Regions from separate parts of the Mus musculus genome. Here region 2 is linked to region 1. The links are chromatin loops, found by intact Hi-C in ENCODE. Cell type or tissue: left cerebral cortex. All regions are shown on one strand. Links, peaks and the distances in the headings refer to the core of each region. The heading gives the core; the rest is flanking DNA.

Region 1 (7,080 bases), core at 1,084-6,083:
CTAAGCTGTGTCTGGGTCTGTTGCAGGGTTTGGCTGCAGATGGGCGCTCTGGGTTGCCTCGTGCTTCTGGAAGCCAGTCCTGGCGTTCCTTTTATTCTGAGGACTTTACTCATTTTTATTCATTTGTGAAGAAGGGCCCATCCAAATGTTTTATGAAACCAACACAGGAGAACATTAATGGATCAAGTTTTGCCTTTGAAGAGGCAGAGGTCAGTGTGCGTTTAGGCAGGAGACACCACACGCTGAAGACAAGTCCACGCGTGGGCGAGCATCGTCCCTTGAGCTTCTTTCGATTCCACAGAGCTCTGAAGGAGGATGGATTTGTATTCCTGTCCCTCCCTCCTTCCCTCCCTCCCTCCCTCCCTCCCTCGATCCCTCCCTCCCTTAGGATGGGGCTGCGTGCTTACTGGAAAAACAGAACCGGGGAGCTCAGCCATCCTCAGATGGAGAAAGCCTCCTGTTTCTTTTGTGGTTTTAATGGAACCAGACCCCGAGGACACAAGGACCATGGCGGAGGTCCTCTGTGCTCTGCTCTCTTCTACTGTGTTATTGTTCACCTGAGTATGGAACTACACTATGACAAGAAAAAACGGTGCACATTAAGTCTTAATTTAGTCTGAGCTAAGCACATACATGGAAGATGGAGCACTCTACTAGCTTTTGCCAAGACTGTGGCCTCTAGGGCAAGAGTTTCCGGGTTTCTTAGAATTTTGAAATGCTCTCTCCAGCTTGATGGTGCAGTCCTGTGATACCAGGAATTGGGGAGCAGACGAATGTTAGGGAGTTCAAGGCCACCCCGGGCAACATAGCACACTAGATTCCATCTCATAAAAACAACAAAACCCAAAGACACCCAAATCATAGCACCCCACCAACAAAAGAAAGAAACACTCCTAGTACCATCCATGCTACTTATCACCCAGATCCACTAAAACCAAACCAAAATAAAACAAAAAAATCCAACAAACAACAACAGCAACAAAAACCTCCAAGTCTGCTTGAGGCAGAATTAAGAGCACTAGCTGCTCTTGCAGAGGACCTGGGGTCAATTCCCAGTGTGTACAAGGTGGCTCACAACCATCTGTAACTCCAGTCCCAGAGCATCTGATGCATTCTTTTGGCCTCTGTGAGCACATGGTACACAGATATGCATGCAAACAAATCACCATACCCATAAAATGAAGGAAAAAAAGCAACAAATCTCTGATTTGCACATACACAATACCACTATTTTAATTAACATATATTTTACTCTTGTTCTGAAGATGTAAACATTTTGTGGTGTCTCCTGAGTGTGTTCCTCTCATTGACTTTTTTATCGGTAGCTTATGATTGAATACCTGCTATTTTGTCAAACACCAAGTCCTGCTCTCGTGGTGTTTATTTTCTATTAGAGGAAGGATGCTATGAAATTGACTCCCGAGATCACTGTAGACGGAAAGAGTGCTATTAGGAAAATAAAACTGTAACATGCAGAACATTGTAGTGGAGGTGGAGAGCCATTCAAGACGGATTTGGGCCCACTTCTGGGCATCTATCCAAAGGAAATAAAATTACTATCTCAAAGAAAGCTGCAGAAGCTGAGGAGATGGCTTGGTTGAGAGCGCTGGCTAGTCTTGCAGAGGACTCAGTTCAGATCTCAGAAACTATACTGGAAGGCCTGTAACTCCAGTCATGGGGGATCTGACACTCTCTTCTGGACTCTTCTGGCACCTGCACATACATGTGCAAACACGCGCGCGCGCGCGCGCACACACACACACACACACACACACACACACACAGAGTAACGTGTAAGGTGACGTATATGTCAATCAGCTTGTTGATAGAATCTCTTAAGTGTATCCAAACATCATGGTAAACATCTTTAATATGTGAACTTTTTTTTGTTTTGTGTGACTGTGTGTGTGTCCATGCATGCATATGTATGATCATGTGTATGCATGCAGAGGCCAGAGAAGGGTATCAGGTGTCTTCCTCTGTCACTCTCTGCCTTACTCTCCTATACCAGAAGCTTGTTCATTTAGAAAGGTTGACTGGCCAGCAAGCTCCCAGCATCTACTGTCTCCATCCCCCAACACTAGGGTAATAGTCTGTATGTGACTATCCATGGCTTTTTTATGGGAGTGCTAGGGATTCAAACTTGGGTTCTTATGCTTGTGTACAGCAGAGATTGTTTAAGGAAGTGGAATTGGATCTAAGAGCACATCAGCAGACAGGAGTCAGCCAGTGCTCTTCAAGGGCAGTGGAACTGCAAGAGGAAAAAGCGAGGTACGGTATCAATGAAGAACGACCCTGGCACAGCTGAGGTCCAGAAGGGCAGGGCGTAATAATCCTGCTGGGTGTCAGACAGGGTCTTACTCACTGAGAGCAGGTTTGTGAGTCATGGAGCATATTCTAGCAGCAACGGGAAGCCATTGGTGCTTCTCAGTAGCAGAATGGCATGGTTAGTTCCTGAGTTTGAAAGGTCACTTTGGCTACAATGTAGAGGAAGAAAAGACACAGAGAAGTAGTGAAGTTACATACAATGATCCAAGTCCAAAAGATGCTATCCATTAATAATGTTTCTGCTGGGTAAAACACACACACACACACACACACACACACACACACACACACACACACACACACGCGCGCGCGCACATGCATGCACACGCGCACATGCATGCGCACGCACACACACACACACACACACGGATGCACATGCTTTTGGAATAATCTCTCGTACTTAATAGGTCAAACATGGGGTTTGAGGAGACATGCAACCTCCTTGCACCATGAAACCAAAGAGGAGAAAAGCATTATGTTTTCATTTGCCTTCAAGCAGGACAAGATTAAGTTAAGCCTAGGTATGGCAGTGTATTCCTATGATCCCAGTACTCTGAGAGGTAGAAACAGGAGGAGAAGGAGGAGGAGGAGGAGGAGGAGGAGGAGGAGGAAAGAGGAAGAAACAAGCAACCAAAAGGATATAGTCAGCAGGGTGTGATGGCACCCTGAATCTCAGGACTCAGGAGGCAGAGGCTGTGGGTCTCCGAGTTAGAGGCCAGCCTGGTCTACACAAAGAGCTCTAGACTACATAGGGAGAGCTTGTCTTAATATTTTAAATTTTTCATTCCAGCTAGGTGCTGGTGGCACACGTCTTTAATCCCAGTATTTGGGAGGCTGGGGCAGGTGGATCTCTGAGTTTGAGGCCAGCCTGGTCTACAGAGTGAGTTCCAGGACAGCCAGGGCTATACAGAGAAACCCTGCCTCAAAAACAAAACAAAACAAAACACATTCATTTATATATCAAAATTTATATGACAAGAAAATGAATCCACTAATCTGGGGTTGGGGGGCATTGAAAACACAGCCTGGCAGATTGCTCAGAAAACAGGAGCAATTCAGGCAGAGGTGGCTAGGCAGAGGTATCTGGAATGCCTTTCCGTGTGTGCTCAAGGTAGGAGAACTAACTTCAGCTTCTCCCCTGCCCCAAGTTCCAGCACTCCCCAGATGCTCTCACTGTCTTAACGTGCTCATGGGACATGGAAGACAATCTCTTCCCTTGGCCTTGCCCAGCACGCCCTCACTCATATGTTTTAATTCCGAGATATCACCCTCCCTGAGCTGAAAACTCCCACAAACACCAAGGAAACCGAGTTTCAACAGACCGAAAAGGAGGAACAATCTCTGCTAGCTAGTGTAGGGAGTTGTTCTTATTCACTGTTGCATATGTGTCAGGAAAAAAAAAAACCCACAAAAGACCGTAAGATGCAGTCACTAACTGGTGACTACTATGGGGAAATACAAGGCACATATCTGGTATCTGTTGGACTTTCGGGTGTCTATGGCTGTGGTAACCTGATGAGACTCAGATCTCACATCCCCAACTCTTTCCCCCTTTTAAAAATCACCATGAGTGTCAAACGTTGTTACTTCTCTATTGTGTCTCAATTCTGGCATGGTATTGTTTTTCTGTGTTAGTTGAAGGGTTGTTGGTTTTTTTCCTCCATTTTTAGTAAACTGTTATTAAACATTGCCAAGCCTCTTCAATTAGGCTAAATCAGTGTAATCTACTTAATGTAAATTGAAGTGTTTCATCCCTTTTGAGTGAGCAAGCGCCTCCACAGTAATGTTATGTCCATGTGGACAGCAACTTGTCTTTGAAGTCAAATACTGGACTGAATTGACCAATCATTTGCCTGAATGTATCTATCAATTTATAAAAAGAAATGTATATGCATATATGTGTATATATATGTATGTATATGTATATATGTATGTATATATACACACACATACACACACACATATATATATTGGTGTATATAAATACATATATGTATATATGTATATGTATATATGTATTATGTATATCATCATGGTATTGAGCTCACTTTGAACTTACTTCTGATTAATATCATACTGAGTAAACCATTTTACATTTCTCCTTTTTAAAAAAAATCTATCTATTTATTTATTTATTTATTTATTTATTTAATGTATGTGAGTACACTGTAGCTGTACAAATGGTTGTGAGCCTTCATGTGGTTATTGGGAATTGAATTTTAGGATTTCTGCTCGCTCTGGTCAACCCTGCTCTCTCAGGTCGGCCCTGCTCATTCACTCCGGCCCAAAGACTTATTTATTATTATATCTAAGTACACTATAGTTGTCTTCAGACACACCAGAAGAGGGCCTCAGATCTCATTACGGATGGTTGTGAGCCACCATGTGGTTGCTGGGATTTGAACTCAGGACCTTTGGAAGAGCAGTCATTGCTCTTACCCGCTGAGCCATCTTGCCAGCCCCATTTCTCCTTTTATACAAAAATTTTGTATGTTCTTCCTCTACACCCTGTCCCTTGGTTTCTACCCATTTTTGGAAACATGATGTCAGTTGAAGGCATGTGGATTTGTCATTACAAGTTATGACTGGAATGTGGCTAGTTTCTCATCCTTATCATCGAAGACTTTCAGGATGTGGACAGTAACCTTGAGGTTCCTCATTTGGACTGAGCAAAATCACTGTTGCTTCTGACAAAGAAGCAGAAAAGGAAGGGCTAATTAATGGTGTCTCTTTGGCTAGAAGGACTCAGGACCTTCCTAAAACATTAAAGTGTTGTCTGGCCTCAAAACTAACAACTTCTGGACATCTTCTTTTTCCTTTGGAGTTCTCTGAAAGCACAGTGCTTGAGTTACGGTGACTGGGGTCAGTTCCAGGAACTGAGCCTGGCCAGAGCCGGCTGCCAGGGCCTGAGGCATCCATGGGGTCTTTCCTTCCTTGGCACTGCATGTGAGTGGGTACCACTGTACCGAGCCCACGTGATAACAGCATCTCACAGGCCGCCTGGCAGCAGTTCCAGAGTTTTCAGAACCACTTGATCTCCTGATACTCTTGAGTGTGTTCAAAGGCGTGATGCAGATAACCCCTAGCCCCAGCATTCACCTGGCATGAATTAGATAATGTCTGAGGTATGGACCGCTGGGGAGGGAGATGGTTCAGTTGGTAAAGAACTTGTTCAAAGCATCAGGACCAGAGTTCTGTTCTCCAGCACCCATGTAAAAAGAACAAAACAAAACAAAACAAGCAAACAAACAAACAAACAAAACCCTAGCACAGCTGCATGCCCCTGTAAACCCAGTGCTGTGTCTACAGAGTCAGTCACTGGCCGGCCAGTCTAGCCAAATCACGAACTTCAGGTTCAGTGAGAGGCCTTAATTTAAAAAAAAATTAATTAAAAGTATATAAATATAAATAAATAAGTGGTTTGGGATGTACTCAGTAGAAAAGCACTTGCCTCCCATGTATGAGGCCCTGATTTCAATCTGCCGTATTGTCAAATAAAAACATTAAATCAAATCAATCAATCAAGTGAAAATCAACTAAGGAAGCCAACTGCCTTTGAGCTTTGGTCGCCACAGGCACACGCGTGCACATGCCCATACTGACAGGTACATACACACACATGCACCTTGCATGCATACAAACATTTTTAGTTTGTGGAATGGATGGAGGTTTGTGTCTTCCAGACAAACAGCCGTAGTCTGACTGGAGCAAAGGCTGAGCATGTCCAGGTATCACACTGTAGCTGTCCTCAAAAATAGTGACAAAATTCAATTATCCTTCCCTTTTGCTATCTGAAAGTTTATCTTGCTACTCAAGTATCTTCAGGATGTTCTGAGGACCTAGCTTTCCCTGCAATTTTACATCTCTGTGTCACACCCTTGGAGGCACACTGGCTACCCTGGCCTCTCTGCTGACACCTTGTTCTTCCTTCCAACGCATCCTGTGAAACAGATGAGCTCATTCGTTCATCCTTCCTCCTCTTTCTCCTCCCCCTCCCCCTCCCCTCCCCCTCCTCCTCCCCCTCTCCCACCCCTCCCCCTCTTCCTCCTCCTCTTTCTCCTCCTCAGGCTCCAGTCATCTCTACCACTCAGGGAAGACTTTAGCTCCTGTCCTTCTTGAGGCCCCTTCCATGGCCATTATTCCTGGATACTTCATCCTCCACAGCAATGATCCAACTCACACACCCTGGCCTCTAGTTCCTGAACTCCTATGGACAAATCCAAGATGCCATTATTCACAAGCAACTCCACACAGACCATGCTTTGGTTTTTGTGCTTCTCATAAGAGGAAAGTCTCCAAATTGAGGGTCTTATTCATCGATGCCATTTCTTCACCCCACAGGCTCTCCTAAAACCAGTCTAATCTAACCCCCATTTCCTTTACTGAACCAGCACACTTCTGCTCCTTGCTACCAGTGCCAATGCCCTGCATCAGCTCTCTGCCTTCTCCTCCCAGATATCTCAGCACTGCTGGCCATAGGCATGGTCCTTACTGGAATCCTCTATTCCTGGGGCTTCCAGAATGCTGTACTGCCTGGCCCCTTCTGCTTTACTCTAGGCTGTGCTCCTTTGACTGTGGACTCTGTCCTTTACTTTCCGGCCACCTATATTCTCCCAAAGTGGCTCTCACCCATATCCATAAATTCAGGGCACACTTATTTTCCTAGCTGTCTCATCAGCTTATGTAGCTCTGACACTCCTTGAGCTGAAGTCAATACGCAACTGCCTTCTCCTGACCCTCTCTCAGATGACT
Region 2 (7,080 bases), core at 1,243-6,242, 100 kb before region 1:
GGAACAAGTGTTCAAAGACATGAGCTTGTGGGGTCATCTCAGACTTTAACCATAATATCCGGGCTCTTTACTCCTCCCTACCCCCATCAGCCCTGCCCTCCAGGAATACATTTTTACATATCTTCTTGGAGATACTGTATACACATATATACTTGAAAGAACAATTTCTATGGTCTTTAGGATACAGATGCAAGAGTTAAAAAGTAACTATTTACCAGACTTCTCTAAAGGAGCAGAATTGATGGAATGAGTGAGTGGATAGTAAAATGAGGCTTTTTGTGTTGTCTTACGTGGTCTAATAGTCCAACAGTGGCGACAGCAACATTGTGCAATCAGGTTAGGTGAACTTGCCAGTACTACAAGAAGGCAAGCAGGCAAAAAGAAAGTGGTTTTCTTCCTCAGACTTCTATTTATCTGGCTTGCCAGAGGAGAGAGGTATGGCATGCTTAGGGTGGGTCTTCCCACATTAATTCAACTGATGTGTCCAAGGGCTTCTCTGGAAGTTGATTCCAGGTCCAGTCAAGTTGGCATCACTGATCATCATGGCACCCCACAGAGAAGATAAAGACCCTGTATGAAGTGAAAACACATAAACAAAACACATTCTATAAAGCCAAGGAGAATGAGCTGGGTGACTCACAGAGAAACTTGGCAGAGAAGAAAGCTACATGACTATTGGACAGCTCAAGATATGCAAATATCGTGGTCATGCGCAAAACCACGAGGAGATGCCACCACAACACACAGGTATGGGAAACACAGACTCCAGCAATGTGTGACACAGCCCTCTTAATACATGGAGCTGTTCCTAAATTTATTTCAGCCACTCTTGCAGGTATGCATCGATGGACCTTGGGCTGCCAACATGCTTCTCTCTAATGGCTAACGAAGTCTGATATCCCCTTAGATGTTCGTGAGCATCTGTAGACCCTTGCCAATGGAATGCCCTCACATGCCTTTTTTTTAATGCCATCAGATTATCTGCATCTTACACCCTTGAGTTTTTGAGAGTTTTTCATGTACCAGAGACTCAAAATGCCTTTGTGTGAAGAGTACTTACATAAACACCCAGTCTGGCTCTCAGCTCCTAGTCTGTCCTTTTCTGTTTGTCTATCTATGCCAGCACCATTCTGTCACAAGCACAGTAAGTTTATAAACATTTTAAGCATCTGGCAGTGCACCTGTTGGCCTCCTCAGTCCTTTATCTTCAAAGCTGACTTTATCTGCTCTCGGCCCTTTGTTCTTCTGTCTCTGTTCTGTTTTGACCAGTATATGGAGTTTAGTATAAGCAGAATTGTGATGAGTTTGTGGAAAACTGACATTTATAGAAATGAACCAGTTCTCTACATATTTAGAGTTTCTTTTATGCCTTTGGAGAATATTGTGTAACTTTATTTTTCAAAGGGTCCTGCAATGACTTAAGTGTTCCCAGAAGGCTGTGTGGTGAAGACTCGCTCCTAGCTTGCCTCTATGGAGCATGGTAAGAACTGTGAGAGGCTTTCAAGTCATGGAGGGCCTGCCTTTCAAGGGGATTGTGGGATCTCAGCCCCTTCTTTTTAAAACCCATTTACTTATTTATTTAACATTTTTGTGATGTGTGTATGTGTGTATCTGTGTATGTGTGTGTGTATAAAGATTTTGGATTAATGTTTACCCTCCTCCATCCTCTCCTATCTTCTTCCACCTACCATGAAATATTCTCTTCTTCTTAAGTCTCCTCTCTTCCCCCTCTCTCCTGGCCCACTGCCTTTGATTAGGGCCTCTTGTATGTGCATGGGTGAGGCTTATTAACTTGAGCAAGGGCTACACTTGTACTGAGTGACTGTAACTCCCCTATCCCCTCTTCCAGTGATCGTGAATTGCCTATTGCTCCTTGTGGAGGGATTTGGATCTAAAGGCTCCTTCCTAATGGAATGGTGGTGGGCCTGGTCTCCTGCAGGCCTTGTTGTGTAGGTAGCTACAGCTGCTGTGAGTTCATGGGTACAGCAGCCATGTCATGTCCAGAAGGCAAGGTTTTAATACTCCCTCTGACCCTCCTGCTCTCACACTCTTCTCCCCTCTCCTGATCGTGTTTGCTTTGGAGGGGGACATAGAGGTCCCATTCAGGCTGAGCACCCAACATGTTCCTTCCAGCACATTGAGCCATTGTGAGTCTGTATTTAAAAGCCCCACTGCAGTTAGAAGCTGCTCACACCAAAGATGAAAACAGCCTTCTCCTATGAGATCTTGTCTTTTTCTTTTCTATTTTTTGGTTCTTCAAGACAGGTTTTCTTTATGTAACAGAGCTGTGGCTGTTCTGGATTTGATTCACACACCAGACTGACCTTGAACTCACAGAGATCCGCCCGCCTCTGCCTCCCAACTGCTGGGATTAAAGGCGTGTGCCTCCACATCCAGCCCTTCGGCTCATGTCTTTTTCTAACTTCAGAGGAAAACATTTTCCTTTTTGGGGTGGGGGAGGGGATGATATCTTAAGTAGTGTTCATCTGTGCCTAGTTTATCAAGAGTTTTTTGTTGTGAAGAGAACGACATTTCTATTTTCTAATATATTTATGTATTATACATTTCTCTTTAGTTATATATCTAGCAGTCTTAAGTTTTGAATGCTGCATTTATAATTTAAAAGTACTATTAGCTTTTTGGGAGAATTTTCAACTCTTATGGACTCAACTCAATAAACTATGAACACATTTGTTTCTCTCCTCTAACCTCTCCCCAACTTCATGTTTCTTTTCTCTTTGCCTCTCTAAAACAACAGATCCCGAGAATCAACAGATACAACAAAAACCAGTAAGACAAAAAAGAAATACTAAAACAAAATCAAACAGAACAAAAAGCAGATGAAATACATGGAGTCTGTTTTGTGTCGGCCTACTTCTCCTGAGCATGGTGCCTGTCCTGGAATGAGGTTGGTGGACCCAGTGACATTCCATTGGGATGTTCCCTTTCCAGCAGATGTCAGTTGCAAATGGCTTCTTGGTTAGGGTGGGACTTCACATCCACTTCCCCTTCTCAGCGTGCTCCTGTGTGTGTGTGTGTGTGTGTGTGTGTGTGTGTGTGTGTGTGTGTTATTGTCTGGTTTGAAGCTGTGCAGGTCTTGAGCATGCTGCCACAGTCTCCATGAGGTCATATGTGTGTCGTGTTGTGCCTGGGCGGGATTGTTATACTTATGTATATAAATATCTGTTTTAGGTTTAATTTTGCATTTAAATTATTTTCTGTTGGGACTTATTATTTTTAACTTATGTATATATGTGTATCTCTGTGTATGTATGTCTCTGTGAGTGCAGGTGTTCTCAGAGGACTGAGATGTCTGCCTCCCTGGAGCTGGAATTACAGGCAGTTGTGAGCCACCTGAACCAAACCTGGGTCCTCTGCAAGAGTAATACAAGCTCTTAACTGCTCCAGCCCCTTAAATGTACTTTTAAGTCCAACAAAACAATGGAGATGATGCACAGTTATGGGGTTCTTTGTGATGTTTAATGGATGCAGTGTTCAAATCATGTTAATCATTGATTTCCTGAAATATTCATAATTTCTCTATGGTGAAAACTTAGACATATTTCTAGTTATAAAATTTTAAAATTAAATTATTTATTTCCTGTTTAGGTATGTATTTGGGATGGGTGTCATGCATGTGTGGAGGCCAGAGGACAACTTGCCGGAGTAGATTCTGTCCTTCTACTATGGGAGTCCGGGGATTGAATTTGGTCATCAGGCCTGATAGCAAACATATTTACTTGCTGAGAAATCTTTCTGGCCCTCCTCTAGGATTCTGAAACATACACTGTATTTTTGTTATCTATAGCCAGTTTATTGCACATATGTGTTTATATATAGATTTTTGAATATTTTGTCCTGTATGCTCTAGAGGATTCTTCACTACTCCCCTCTAGCTAGCATATTGCTTCTCTGTATCTAGTCTAAACTGGACTCACAGACAGACTTTAAAAAATGAGTCTATTTTTGTATTTCAAGCTTTCTGGTTGACTCTATATACATCTGTTCTTCCGTTGTTTGCCTCTCCACATAGCCTTTGTCTGTTCAAATGAAAGTTATTGCTTCATCTGTGTCATTATCACTTTAAACACACGCTATAAAATTGGTTTAATCAGAAAAAAAATTGACACTCAGATTGTCGATGTCATTGTCTCTCCGTTTCTCTTGTTTTGGGGGAAATGTTTTCTGCGTTCTTCTTCTCTTGCTTCCGCCTGCACATTTTTTTCTCTCTTTACTAGTGACTTCACAGCTGTGTATAATGGCTGATACCCACATCTCTAGAGAAACAGAGGACGGTGTATCTAGAATTACAAAGGACACTGGCCGTTGCTGTTATGGGGACAACAAGGCCCATGATTTGCCATCCATAGAGCTGAAAGAGGGAAAATGCTATTGAGCTTGTGTATTTGAGCTCAGGGGGCGATGGACGCCTGGCCCAGACAGGGGAGTGTCCGGTCATCCTCTGGTCCTTCCATTCTCTTTGGGTCCTCAGAGGGTTGGATGATGTCTGCTCACACAGATGATAACCACCTTCTTCACTTTCTTTTTCTGGTTGCTAATTCTTTTCAGAAACACCATCCTAGACACACCAGAGATATTTTACCAGCTCCCCCTTAGTCAAGAGACACATAGAATTAACCAACATATGTCCCGGCGGTTCCGGAACTACCTTATCCACTAAGTTGAATTTGGTTTCTTTGTCACAAAGTCTCCCTTTGTCTTCTGTCTCCCTGGGCTGTGAAGGGGAAGACCAGAGATGGACTGACCAGCAGCTTAGCTTTCAGAATTATTCAGACTCAGTTTCTTCCTCTACCAACTCCCCTCCCATGGAACATGAGTAGTTTCCCCATTCCATAGGAATCACATTCTAGAATATTCCTGCCTGAAGATGAGTGACTTCCATTGCTATCCCTGCTGGCCGGTCCTTTTCTGTTAATTTATTTATTATGCTGGGAATTGAACTTGGGCCTTACATGAGCTGAGCAAGCACTCTACTGCAGAGCTATATTCCCAGCCCGATCCTAATTATCTTTAGTTCAGCTACATGGCTTGTGTTCGGTTTTGTGCCCATCAGTGCTATGTTTTTGCAACAAGGATGTGTGAGACAAAGCAGGAACACACCGGTGTGGCCAGGACTCTCCTCATCTTAAGGATCCAATTGCTCTTCCTCCTTTAGTAAATGGACAAGCTTGTATTTCAGGGAGCCTTGATGCTGGGCTCTGACTGTCTCTGTCATGTCCCAAAGAGATGCCTTGAGTCAATCCATGGAGACTTCTGCCTAGGGAAGATGCAGGACAGTGGAATGAGTTGTCAGCTGTGAAGAGCATAGTCTACACTGTAAGGATGGTGTTGGAAGAGATGAGGCAGGAGGTTGGGGGTTGTTACAGTTTGACTGTGAAATATCCTGGAAGGCTCACATGTTGAAGGCTGGACTTCAGTTGTTGGTGTCATTGGGGGGTGGGGTGGTGGTGGCAAAATCTTTAGGAGGTGGAGCCTAGGTAGAAGAAGCATGTCATTAGGGTCATGCCTGTTTAGGAGCTCTGGGGACCTTGGTCCTTTCCTCTCTTTGTTTCTTGGTCACCACGAAGTGGGCAGTTCCCCTTATCACGTGTTCCTGCTGTGATGTACAGAGCTGCCACAGGCACCCAGACTACAGAGTTAAGCAACCATAGACAGAAATTGTGAGCCTATGTGGACCCTCTTATCCTTTAAAGTCTTTGTTTCAGGTGATTTGTAACAGTGACAGAAAGCTAGCACGGGGGTGAGGGGGGGGGGCGGGGAGGGCACTTGTTCCACTCTCCCTTCTCATCAGAGTTCACAAAGGAGAAAAGTTTTAACTTGCAAGAGCACAGATCTGGAAGTGTTGGAAGAACAAGAAATTTGAAGCCTCAGTTGTGCCATTTAAAAATTTTTGTTTTTAAAATTATTTATGACACTATAAACAATCTCAAATATTACCATATAAACAGAAACTTTACATGAAGACAAACATTTTCGTGTCAATGATTATGAGAAAAATCAGAACTAAAAGTTTTTACTCTATTTTTTCTATATTTTTTAAAAATACATTTTCTGTAAAAAAAAATCTAATCTTAAATATTAGTTAGATCTGGTACTTCTGTGTATATACTGTATGCATGTGTATGTGTACATGAGTTTTTGGGTGCAAGGACCTGTAGAGATCAGGGCATGTTGGGTGTCTTGCTCTATCATTTTTCTTAAAATAATTTTTTATTGGATATTTTCTTTATTTACATTTCAAATGTTATCCCCTTTCCTGGTTTCCCCCACTCCTGGAAACCCTCAACACATCCCCCTTCCCCCTGCGTCTGTGATGGTGTTCCTCCACCCACCTTCCCACACCTGTCTCCCCACCCTCGATTCCCCTACACTGGAGCATCTATGGAGCCTTCATAGGACCAAGGACCTCTCCTCTCATTGATGCCTGACAAGGCTATCCTCTGCTGCATATGCAGCTGGAGCCATGTGTACTCCTTGGTTGGTGGCTTAGTCTCTGGGAACTCTGGGAGGTCCGGTTGGTTGATAGTATTGCTCTTGCTGTGGGTTTGGTTGATAGTATTGCTCTTCATGTGGGGTTGGTTGATACCCTTGCTCTTCCTCTGGGGTTGGGTGATAGTGTTGCTCTTCCTGTGGGGTTGGTTGATAGTGTTGCTCTTCCTGTGGGGTTGGTTGATACTGTTGCTCTTCCTGTGGGTTGGTTGATACCCTTGCTCTTCCTGTGGGTTGGTTGATAGTGTTGCTCTTGCTGTGGGTTTGGTTGATAGTGTTGCTCTTCCTGTGGGGTTGTTTGATACCCTTGCTCTTCCTCTGGGGTTGGTTGATAGTGTTGCTCTTCCTGTGGGGTTGGTTGATACTGTTGTTCTTCCTATGGGGCTTGTTCTATTATTTTTAGTAAACCGGAAGCTTTAAGTTTGGGCTAGGCCATCTGGCTGGTGAGCTCATGGGATTCACTGTCACTGTGCTGAAGTACTGGGGTGACAGTTACATGTAGCTATGCCCAGCTTTTGTGTGTGGGGCTTGGGTCTCAGGCACAGGTACTTCTGTTTGCACAGTAAGCAC

What was found. Peaks named below come from ENCODE experiments on the same cell type or tissue, not always from the same donor. Only the 100,000 strongest peaks of a DNase experiment are listed, where the experiment ranks them.
Region 2: a loop joins it to region 1, with 2.7 times the contacts of the local background. A loop is called at or near these places in 5 of 42 quality-filtered maps.

The regions. Positions count from the first base shown.
Region 1 is chr1:177,566,457-177,573,536 of GRCm38, reverse strand. All of the region lies in intron 2 of Gm30013 (a long non-coding RNA gene), which reads right to left. Among named protein-coding and RNA genes, the nearest start is that of Gm51282, 9.5 kb to the left of the region's middle. In left cerebral cortex, for the core only: no CTCF peak of the experiment used is centred there; DNase peaks (open chromatin) are centred at 1,532 and 3,611; H3K27ac peaks cover 443 bases.
Region 2 is chr1:177,670,466-177,677,545 of GRCm38, reverse strand. No RefSeq gene overlaps it. Among named protein-coding and RNA genes, the nearest start is that of 2310043L19Rik, 31 kb to the right of the region's middle. In left cerebral cortex, for the core only: no CTCF peak of the experiment used is centred there; a DNase peak (open chromatin) is centred at 3,972; H3K27ac peaks cover 77 bases.